Linked DNA regions of Homo sapiens: all the other regions are linked to region 2. The links are chromatin contacts, found by Hi-C or POLR2A ChIA-PET in ENCODE. All regions are on one chromosome and are shown on one strand. Each heading gives the region's core, a stretch centred on a gene start or an enhancer-like site at or near the end of the contact. The rest is flanking DNA. Distances are from core to core; before and after follow the strand shown.

Region 1 (2,700 bases), core at 63-2,562, 2.1 Mb after region 2:
TGAAGTAATGAATGCATGCATTCATTCAGCAGCTGTTTAGGAGAGCCTTTCCCGTGTCCATCACTCTCCTGGGTGCTGCGACTATGGTAGAGAACAACACAAATTTAAATAAAAAGTCCCTGTTATGATGGAGGTGATGGGACTTGATCTCTTTGCATAGCATCCAGATTATTGGAGAAGTGAGGGAGGAAAAGGATATTCTAATCTCATTGTGAAATTGAGGAAACCAAAGCCTTTCTACTTACAAAGTGGCAGCCCCAAGATGCAAACACAAGTCTCTCAATTCCGCTATGTGCTGGTGCCCACACACATAGGGACCCTCCCCTTAGCTAGGTTGCTATGAGAGAGGCCACAGAGCCCTAGCAAGGAAATTGCACAAAGGCCAGCACCAAAGGTTGTTGTGATCATAAATTTGGTCCTTCCAGTAGTTTCTGGGGAGACAAGGGTCACAAATGCATCTATCTTTTGGTCAGCCGTTTTAGTATCAGCTTCCAGGTCTATTGGATAGAGATATTCATCTACACGAATAAATAACTCCTTGAAATAATTCAAGGCTTTTCAGAAACCACAATCAAATTTGTAAAATAAGGCAAAGCAAAGCAAAACACAACAAAACACTTACGTAACCATTGTTTGTGATGCAAAGCTGTAATTAAGAACCAGAATTTAACAAATATACATGAAAAAAAGCATAGAGTTGATCAGCATATTATTTTCAGGGCAAATCATAATAGTAAACTTGCATATTTCAGGGAATTTTTGTTTATACATTTTCCCCAGACCAAGCCTGAAATTCCTGTATTAAAAAAAATCACCGCCAGGCGTGGTGGCTCACACCTGTAATCCCGGCACTTTGGGAGGCCGAGATGGGCAAATCATCTGAGGTTGGGAGTTCGAGACCAGCCTGACCAACCTGGAGAAACCCAGTCTCTAGTAAAAATACAAAATTAGCTGGGCATGGTGGCGCATGCCTGTAATCCCAGCTATTCAGGACACTGAGTCAGGAGAATTGCTTGAACCCGTGAGGCAGAGGTTGCGATGAGCTGAGATGGCGCCATTGTACTCCAGCCTGGGCAACAAGAGCGAAACTCTGTTTCAAAAAAAAAAAATCACCCTATCAGTTAACTAGAGGAATAAAGCATAACATAAATGGGTACTTTTCCAGCAATTTCATTTTTTTTTAGATTTAATATTAGTTACAGGAAAGAATACACTGTCAAGGAAATCCATCAACAGCTTGGTTTTCAGAGGGAAACTCAGATACACACTTATCTATCCAAGGTTACCAGGTACCCATGGTTACTTCAGTTCAAAAAGAAACAAAACAAACCCCAAGTGCTTGAAGTGGTAACAACGGTTAGTTTTATTTCACAGCTGGTAACGTAGGTAGAAGGCACAAAAACAAGGCTGTGCAGGGGGCGGTTACTTCCTTTTCAGTGGATGGGCAAGTCATGGACTTTCGCAGTCTGAAAGCTGCTGCCGCCCCCCCCAGAGCTTGACCTCCACTCCAACGCAGCATCCCAGGGTCACAACCTGGAACTTGTCATCATCTACACCGTGTTTTGGAGCCCACATCTTAAACTCCCTGTCCCTTCAGCTCTTCCTCCTCTTCTTGGCAATATTCTCTCCAGCACCTTCAGCACAAGCCCCCGTCTCCAGCTTCGTCATGCCCCCCTCATGCATCATCTCCCCTCCATCCGTGCTCGGTGAAGCCGTTCTCCATCCACCTCTTCTGCCTCTCTCATTTTACTCCACTGCTGTTCCTTGCCTTTAGTTACCCTTTCCTGTCTTAGTCCATTTTCTGTTGCTTGTAACAGAATACCTGAAACTGGGTAATATGTAAAGAAAGGAAAAGTATTTTTTACACTTAGGGAGTCTGAGAAGTCCAAGATTGATGGGTCATAGCTGGTGGGGACTGAGGTGGCACAGGGTGTCACATGGTGAGAGTCTGAGTGTCCTGACTCAGGTCTCTTTTCCTTTTTTTTTGTTTTTTTAGATGGAGTCTCGCTCTATCGCCAGGCTGGAGTGCAGTGGTGCAATCTCGGCTCACTGCAACCTCCGCCTCCTGGGTTCAAGAGATTCCCCTGCCTCAGCCTCCCAAGTAGCTGGGACTATAGGCGCCCGCCACCATGCCTGGCTAATTTTTTTTTCCATTTTAGTAGAGAAGGGGTTTCACCATGTTGGCCAGGAAGATCTCGATCTCCTGACCTCATGATCTGCCCACCTCAGCCTCCCAAAGTGCTGGGATTACAGGTGTGAGCCACTGCCCCCGGCCTTTTCCTCTTCTTGTAAAGCCAGCAGCTCCATTCCAATGATAATTTACTAATCTGTCAACCTATTAATCCATGAATGGATTAATCCACTGATGAGGGCAGAGTCCTCATGACCCAGTTACCTCTTAAAGGCCCCTCCTCTCAACTCTGCCACATTGGGGATCAAATTTCAACATGGGGTTCAGACAGGACAGACATTCGAATCATAGCACTTCTCTTCCTTTACTTCTCCACCAATCGTGAAGATATACGGAGAGATCAAGACCCATCATCTCCACAGGAATGGGGATTTTAAAATCTGTTTTGCTCACTGCCATAGTCCCAGCACCCAGGAGGCATTCCAGGCTCTCAATAAGCATCTGTGGGAACGGTGGCTCACGCTTGTAATCCCAGCACTTTGGGAGACTGAGGTGGGTGGATCACCTGT
Region 2 (2,700 bases), core at 185-2,684:
GGGACCAATGCGAATCTCCTAATAACAATAGCACACTTAGCCTTTCATTTGCACTCTCGTGATCTCATTTGATCCTGGAAAAACCAACAAACAGATAAACCATCGGCTCTCATTTTAGATAAGAAAAACAAAGTTCCAAGTTTGCGTGACTTGTCCTTGGACACGAAGCTAGTTAACGAATAGAACAAAAATTAGAAGCCCTGCTTTCTGATTCAAAGGCTCTTCCTACCTGGATGAAAAGATATCACACTCCTGAAATGAATTTACAGAAATGTGAACTCTCGAGCTCCTGTATAAATACACCCTGAAGTGTGCACAGTATTCTTCCCTTCAAAGTTCCTGAAGACTACTAGTCCCGGAGTTTGAGAGGCATTATAGTCTAGTAATAACTAATCGATAATGTAGTACCCCTTGACCAAAATATTCAAGCAGTCAGATACGATGATTGGATATTCCAAATCGATACAGCAATCCTTAAAACTCAGTGAGTCTGTGTTGTCTATAATGTGCTAGTTCCAGCACACTGAAAGCTTCCTCTGCAAAACCCAGACAACGGGGGCATTGTAATTGCCAAGAGTACCGTGCTAACGATACCTGTTATTTCTTGGGATCCCCATTCTATCAAGTTTAGTGACAACAGTTCGATCACCCAACAGGCTCCAGTGTGGTATAGAATCAGATGGAGGGAAGGTTGTCGGGGGGAGGCAAAACAGTGAAAAAGTTCCCCTTCTACAAGATTCCTGGTCAAATAGCCAGTGGCTACCACATTCCTCAGAATAACCAAGTGTCTGTGTATAAGCTTTCTCCTAGCAAATTTACACACTTGTGTTATCTCACGTGTTCCTAGTGCTGTGGGAACAACCATTAGGGAGGCCAGAGGCTGCTGTACCTCCCTTTTACACAAAAAAGAAAACTGAGGCAGCAACTGGTTATCTTATAAATGTGTCCACGATGACTTGGTCACTTGTGGGATCCCAACGGCCAGGACATAGGATTCCTATTCTCTGAGAGGAAGCTTCCATCCCCTACTTAACATGTCAAACTCCAAGGCTGAGAGGGGGAAGAAAAGGAATCTAAGTCCCTTTATCACGGAAGAAAAAAAGGGACTCTCCATTTGGACTTTCCGCCCCTTCTAAGGCCTCGCTCCCAGGCTCGGAGACGCGCCCCGCCCCAGGGGAAAAGGTGCTGGCCCGGCCCCACGGGGCGCGGCCTCGCCTCCCGCACCCCAGGTCCCTACCGCCCAGCAGGGCGCGCTGCCACTCTGAGCAGACACCTGTCCCTTCGCCACAATCGGCGACTCCCCAAGGAACTGACGCCCCCAGAGCCACCACCACCGCCGGGACTGCCAGCTGCCAGCGGGCCCCGCAAGCCCTAGGAGCTGCAGGAATCCTCGTAAACTTACAGTTTTCCTACAGCGTGCGCGTCACAGCGGGGTGACGTCACGGGCCCAGCAGTCGGGGAGGTCAAGCCACGGGGCGCGGGCCGCTGGGCCCCCAGGCTCCGCCCTCGCCCCGCCCCGGCGCCGCGGCGGGAGACACGCCCCCGAGCTCCACGCCCTCGAGCTCCACGCACCTCCCCGTAGCAGACACCCCGCGCAGGCGCAGACGGCCTCTGCGCCCGCATGCCTGTGGGCTTCGCCGACCGGGGCGCCTGCGGCGGCGACTGCTCTACCAAAGCCTCACTCAAAGCCTGAAGTCGGGGTTAGAGGAGGAGGAGGGGCCGACAAAAGGGGACGGAGACCTTCAGAAATACTGTAAACAAGCTGTCGCCCTGGGGGCTGGAGTAAGACGCCTGGGTTGTGAGGTAGTTTTTCCACAGACATTGCCCGCCTTCCTCACGTGTTCGTTAAAAGTTCTCCACGTGTGGAAACAGCCATTTGCTCTCCATCAGGTGCTGGCGGGTCCTCAGCCCTGAAAAGACAGCTCTCCCAGGGTCCCTCGCTCCTCCCCGGCTCGACGCGGCTCCCGCTAGACTCCGCCCAGACCCCGAGCAGTCCCCGCCCATCTCTTGACTATGCCCCTCCCACGCCCACTTAGGCCTTGCCCCTGGGTCCCGCCCTTCCGGCTCCCGCCCCTGGCTCCCGGCTCCCGCGGGCCCCCACCTGCCCTTCTTGCCCTGGCGCCGCCTCCAGCCCAGCCCGTTTCTTGCAGATTTTAGCTTCTCCCTTGCCTGCCGCCTTTCCCGTTTCGGCTCGGTGAAGCTACCTATGGGTTGCTGTTCATTTAACAAACGGTGATCCGGATAAACATGTTCACTTCTTCGCCTGGGCAAACTTTCCAGCCCCCGACCCACTCATGTCACGATACCTTCCCGTGTCCAAGTCCGGCTCTCTGCTCCCCACTTTTTTTTTTTTTTTTTTTTGAGACAGAGTGTTTCTCTGTCTCCCAGGCTGGAGTGCAGTGGCGCGATCTCAACTCACAGTACCCCCTGCCTCCCGGGTTCAAACGATTTTCTTGCCTCAGCCTCCTGAGTAGCTGGGATTACAGGCGCGCGCCACCACAGCCGGCTAATTTTTATGTTTTAGTAGAGACAGGGTTTCACCATGTTGGCCAGGATGGTCTCCATCTCTTGACCTCGTGATCCGCCCGCCTCGGCCTCTCAAGGTGCTGGGATTACAGGTGTGAGCCGCCGCGCCCGGCCTCTTTGCTCTTTTATACTCTCAGAAGCAATGAGTTCTGGTTAAAAAAAAGGGCTCGATAG
Region 3 (2,700 bases), core at 201-2,700, 2.5 Mb before region 2:
GTGTGATCATGACTCACTGCAGTCTCGAACTCCTGGACTAAAGTGATTGTTCAGCTTCAGCCTCTGGGAGTAGCTAGGAATACAGGCATGCATCACCATGCCTGGCTACTTTTGAGCAAATGGTTTATACCAATTTCAGCAGACATCTAGTTATCAAACAAATTAGTAGTAATTTTGCTGCCAGTTTTCAAAGTTTCTATGAAATGTTATTTGTTGTACTCCTCTGATGTTTGTCTTCAATGGATTCACTACAAATATGTCAGAAATTACATGTTAAGATGCTACCGAATTTTTTTGTTTTCATAATTTCAGTCACTGTCAATTTTTTTTTTTAGTTACTGGTAGTTTAAGAGAGCATTAAATAGGCTTTTTATTGGTCTGCACATCTCCACAAACAGCAATAAGCTCTACATCTGGCAGATGGATGTGACAAATAAGATTATGTAATTAAAATTTTTTTTCCAACCAGTTGTGATTTCAGAGCCTTTCTCCCTACATCATTCCATCTCTCCATTCTATTAGGTCTAGCAATAACGTAACTTCTTGGATACCAAGTAAATCAGTTACTTTTTATTTTTTGGAGGGGGTTGTTTCTTCTGACTTGTTTACTATTTGCCTCTTCTGTGTTAATCACCTAATTATGTTTACCACAATTCTTTTCATTAAACTATGTTGCCTTACAAATAGTGCAAAAAAAAAAAAAAAAGTCAACCAATCACCCGAATACCACCACTCTCAACTAACGGTTGTTTGGTATACTTCACGTTTCTTCTCTCAATGTACCTGCAGCAGTACATAAAATCAAATTTGTAGCAATTTCACTTAACACACCTGAGAACTTTCACATGAATTTTCTTTCACCAATGGACTTCAGCGAGGAAGAAACAGAGGAGGGAAAAGTGAGAGATAAAGAGAGGGTGGGCAGGGCACCGCTGGGTATGGAAAACGTTAGAAAGGGATGGAAAACGTTAGAAAGGGGTGAAAAGCCGAGCGCAGTGGCTCACGCCTGTAATCCCAGCACTTTGGGAGGCCGAGGCGGGAGGATCGCTTCAGGCCAGGGGTTCGAGACCAGCCTGGGTAACACAGCGAGACCCTATCTCCGGAAAAACTTTTTTTAAAAAATTAGCCGGGTGTGGTGGTGCATGCCCGTGGTGCCAGCTACTTAGAGGGCTGAGGTGGGATGACCCGTAAGCCCCGGAGGTCGAGGCTGCAGTGAGCCGTGATCGCGTCACTGCACTCAGACTGGACGACAGCGCGAGACCTGTCTCAAAAAAAAATAACAAGGGGTAGGGTGGGGCAGTGAGATGGTTCAGCGTTGTTCCCAAGGAACTCATCTCCCTAAATTTCCAGTCTCAAGCGCCGCTTTCATTCCCTGCCCCGAGCGGCGCTCCCCGCTCCGTGCACGCATCTCCGCTGAGGGCCGCCCTGACGCACGGCCTTCTGCCTTGAACACAGAACCCCTCAGCCCTTCCTATTAGCCGTTTCTGGCCGGGACTGCACGCGCTCCTTCCTGCCTCGGGGCGCAGGGTGAGACTTACGTCTAAAGGGCGCCCGGCGAGCTCGCAGCAGCCCCTGCCCCGCGGAGGGCCGGTGGCGCGCGGCGTCCGGTGAGGGGCAGCGGCCCGGGCTCGGTTCCGGCTTCCAGCAGCGGCCCGAAGGCGCCGGAGCACGCTCCCCGCTCCCCAGAACGCAGCTTCCGCGGCTGCAGCCCAGGCAGCTCTTCGGGAAGCGTCCGCCCGTGGTCTCGCCAGGGGGTTTCCGACCTCCCCGCCCGACAGCGCAGGGGCGGGGGCCGCGGCCGGAGAGCTCGCCCGAGAGCACCCCCTCCCGCTGCGCCTCTGGGCGCACGCGCAGCCGCTGCAGCCTCCCTTATTTAGTCCGCGATGGCTTCCCTCGCGCCCCACCGTCCTCTTCCGGAAGGCGGCTCCCTCCCTGCGCAGCCCGGAGCCCCTGAGATCAGCCTCGAGCAGGCGCCCGAGCGAGACTATCCCTAAACGGGAACGGCGGTGGCCGACTCGCGAGTGAGGAAAAGAAGGAAAGGGCAGACTGGTCGCGAAGAGAAGATCCAGGCCTCAGAGGAGGAGAAAGGCCGGAGCCAGCCGAGGTTTGCCGAGGGCGGTGTTCCGGACCCGCGCGGTGCGGGGAGGAAGGCCGAGGGTGGGAGAGGAGGGGCCCGGCGGAAACTGCCGAGGTTTCCCGAAGGCGGCAGCGTCCGAGTTGCCCGGATGTAGTTGGTGGAGCGGCAGCGGCGGCACCAGCGGCGGCGGCGGCGGCGGGAGGAGGAGGAGGAGAAGAAGGACCAGGCGGCGGCAGCAGCGGCGGCGGCGGGGGGAGGAGGGGAGGAGGCGGCGGAGCAGGAGGAGGAGAAGGCGGAGGAGGCAGTCGCTCTCCGCGGGGCTGAGCCGGACGCGTCGTCTTGCCCCCCTCCCCCCGGTTCGCGGTGCCGCCGTGTAGTTGGCGCCGCTGCCCCGGCTGAGAGTGAGCGTGGTGTCGACGGAGGGAGATGGCCCGGGAGCGCCGGCGCCAGTAACTGGGAGCTGATGAGAGTCGCCGAGGGCGCGCCGGGCCCAGGTGCCGGGGCTGCCCGCCGCCCGCCGCCGCCGCCGCCTGCGCGCCCGCCCGCCTTTCGCGGCCGCTCTCCCCCCTCCCCGACACACACTCACAGGCCGGGCATTGATGGTAATGTATGCGAGGAAACAG

The links. A loop is a pair of places that touch in the nucleus more often than their neighbours do. ChIA-PET counts read pairs that join two places held with the same protein, here RNA polymerase II (POLR2A). Pooled maps may share reads with other maps.
Region 1: a loop to region 2 is called in a map of CD4-positive, alpha-beta memory T cell, with 15 times the contacts of the local background. The contact joins the enhancer-like site here to the promoter of ZNF438 in region 2. A Hi-C loop is called at or near these places in 2 of 168 maps with a recorded cell type or tissue (CD4-positive, alpha-beta memory T cell and naive thymus-derived CD4-positive, alpha-beta T cell) and 5 of 50 pooled maps. POLR2A ChIA-PET finds 5 or more read pairs at or near these places in 1 of 52 experiments (CD4-positive, alpha-beta T cell).
Region 3: a loop to region 2 is called in a map of B cell, with 26 times the contacts of the local background. The contact joins the promoter of WAC-AS1 here to the promoter of ZNF438 in region 2. A Hi-C loop is called at or near these places in 2 of 168 maps with a recorded cell type or tissue (B cell and CD4-positive, alpha-beta memory T cell) and 8 of 50 pooled maps.

The regions. Positions count from the first base shown.
Region 1 is chr10:33,137,924-33,140,623 of GRCh38, forward strand. No RefSeq gene overlaps it. Among named protein-coding and RNA genes, the nearest start is that of IATPR, 22 kb to the left of the region's middle. Within about 2 kb of position 1,313, at least 4 of the 41 ENCODE cell types and tissues checked have a DNase peak (open chromatin) inside an H3K27ac peak, as active enhancers do; they include CD4-positive, alpha-beta T cell, where a contact is called at or near this core.
Region 2 is chr10:31,030,431-31,033,130 of GRCh38, forward strand. It overlaps ZNF438 (zinc finger protein 438), which reads right to left and starts at 1,435. Exons shown (of 7, transcript NM_001143768.2): 1 at 1,403-1,435. It overlaps LOC105376481 (a long non-coding RNA gene), which reads left to right and starts at 2,078. Exons shown (of 3, transcript XR_001747410.3): 1 at 2,078-2,700. RefSeq lists a silencer at 1,097-1,656.
Region 3 is chr10:28,530,904-28,533,603 of GRCh38, forward strand. It overlaps WAC-AS1 (WAC antisense RNA 1), which reads right to left and starts at 1,451. Exons shown (of 3, transcript NR_033805.1): 1 at 832-1,451. WAC (WW domain containing adaptor with coiled-coil) reads left to right here and starts at 2,215. Exons shown (of 14, transcript NM_016628.5): 1 at 2,215-2,700. The coding sequence starts at 2,677. RefSeq lists silencers at 1,469-1,888, 2,259-2,408, 2,619-2,698 and enhancers at 1,615-2,298, 1,919-2,108.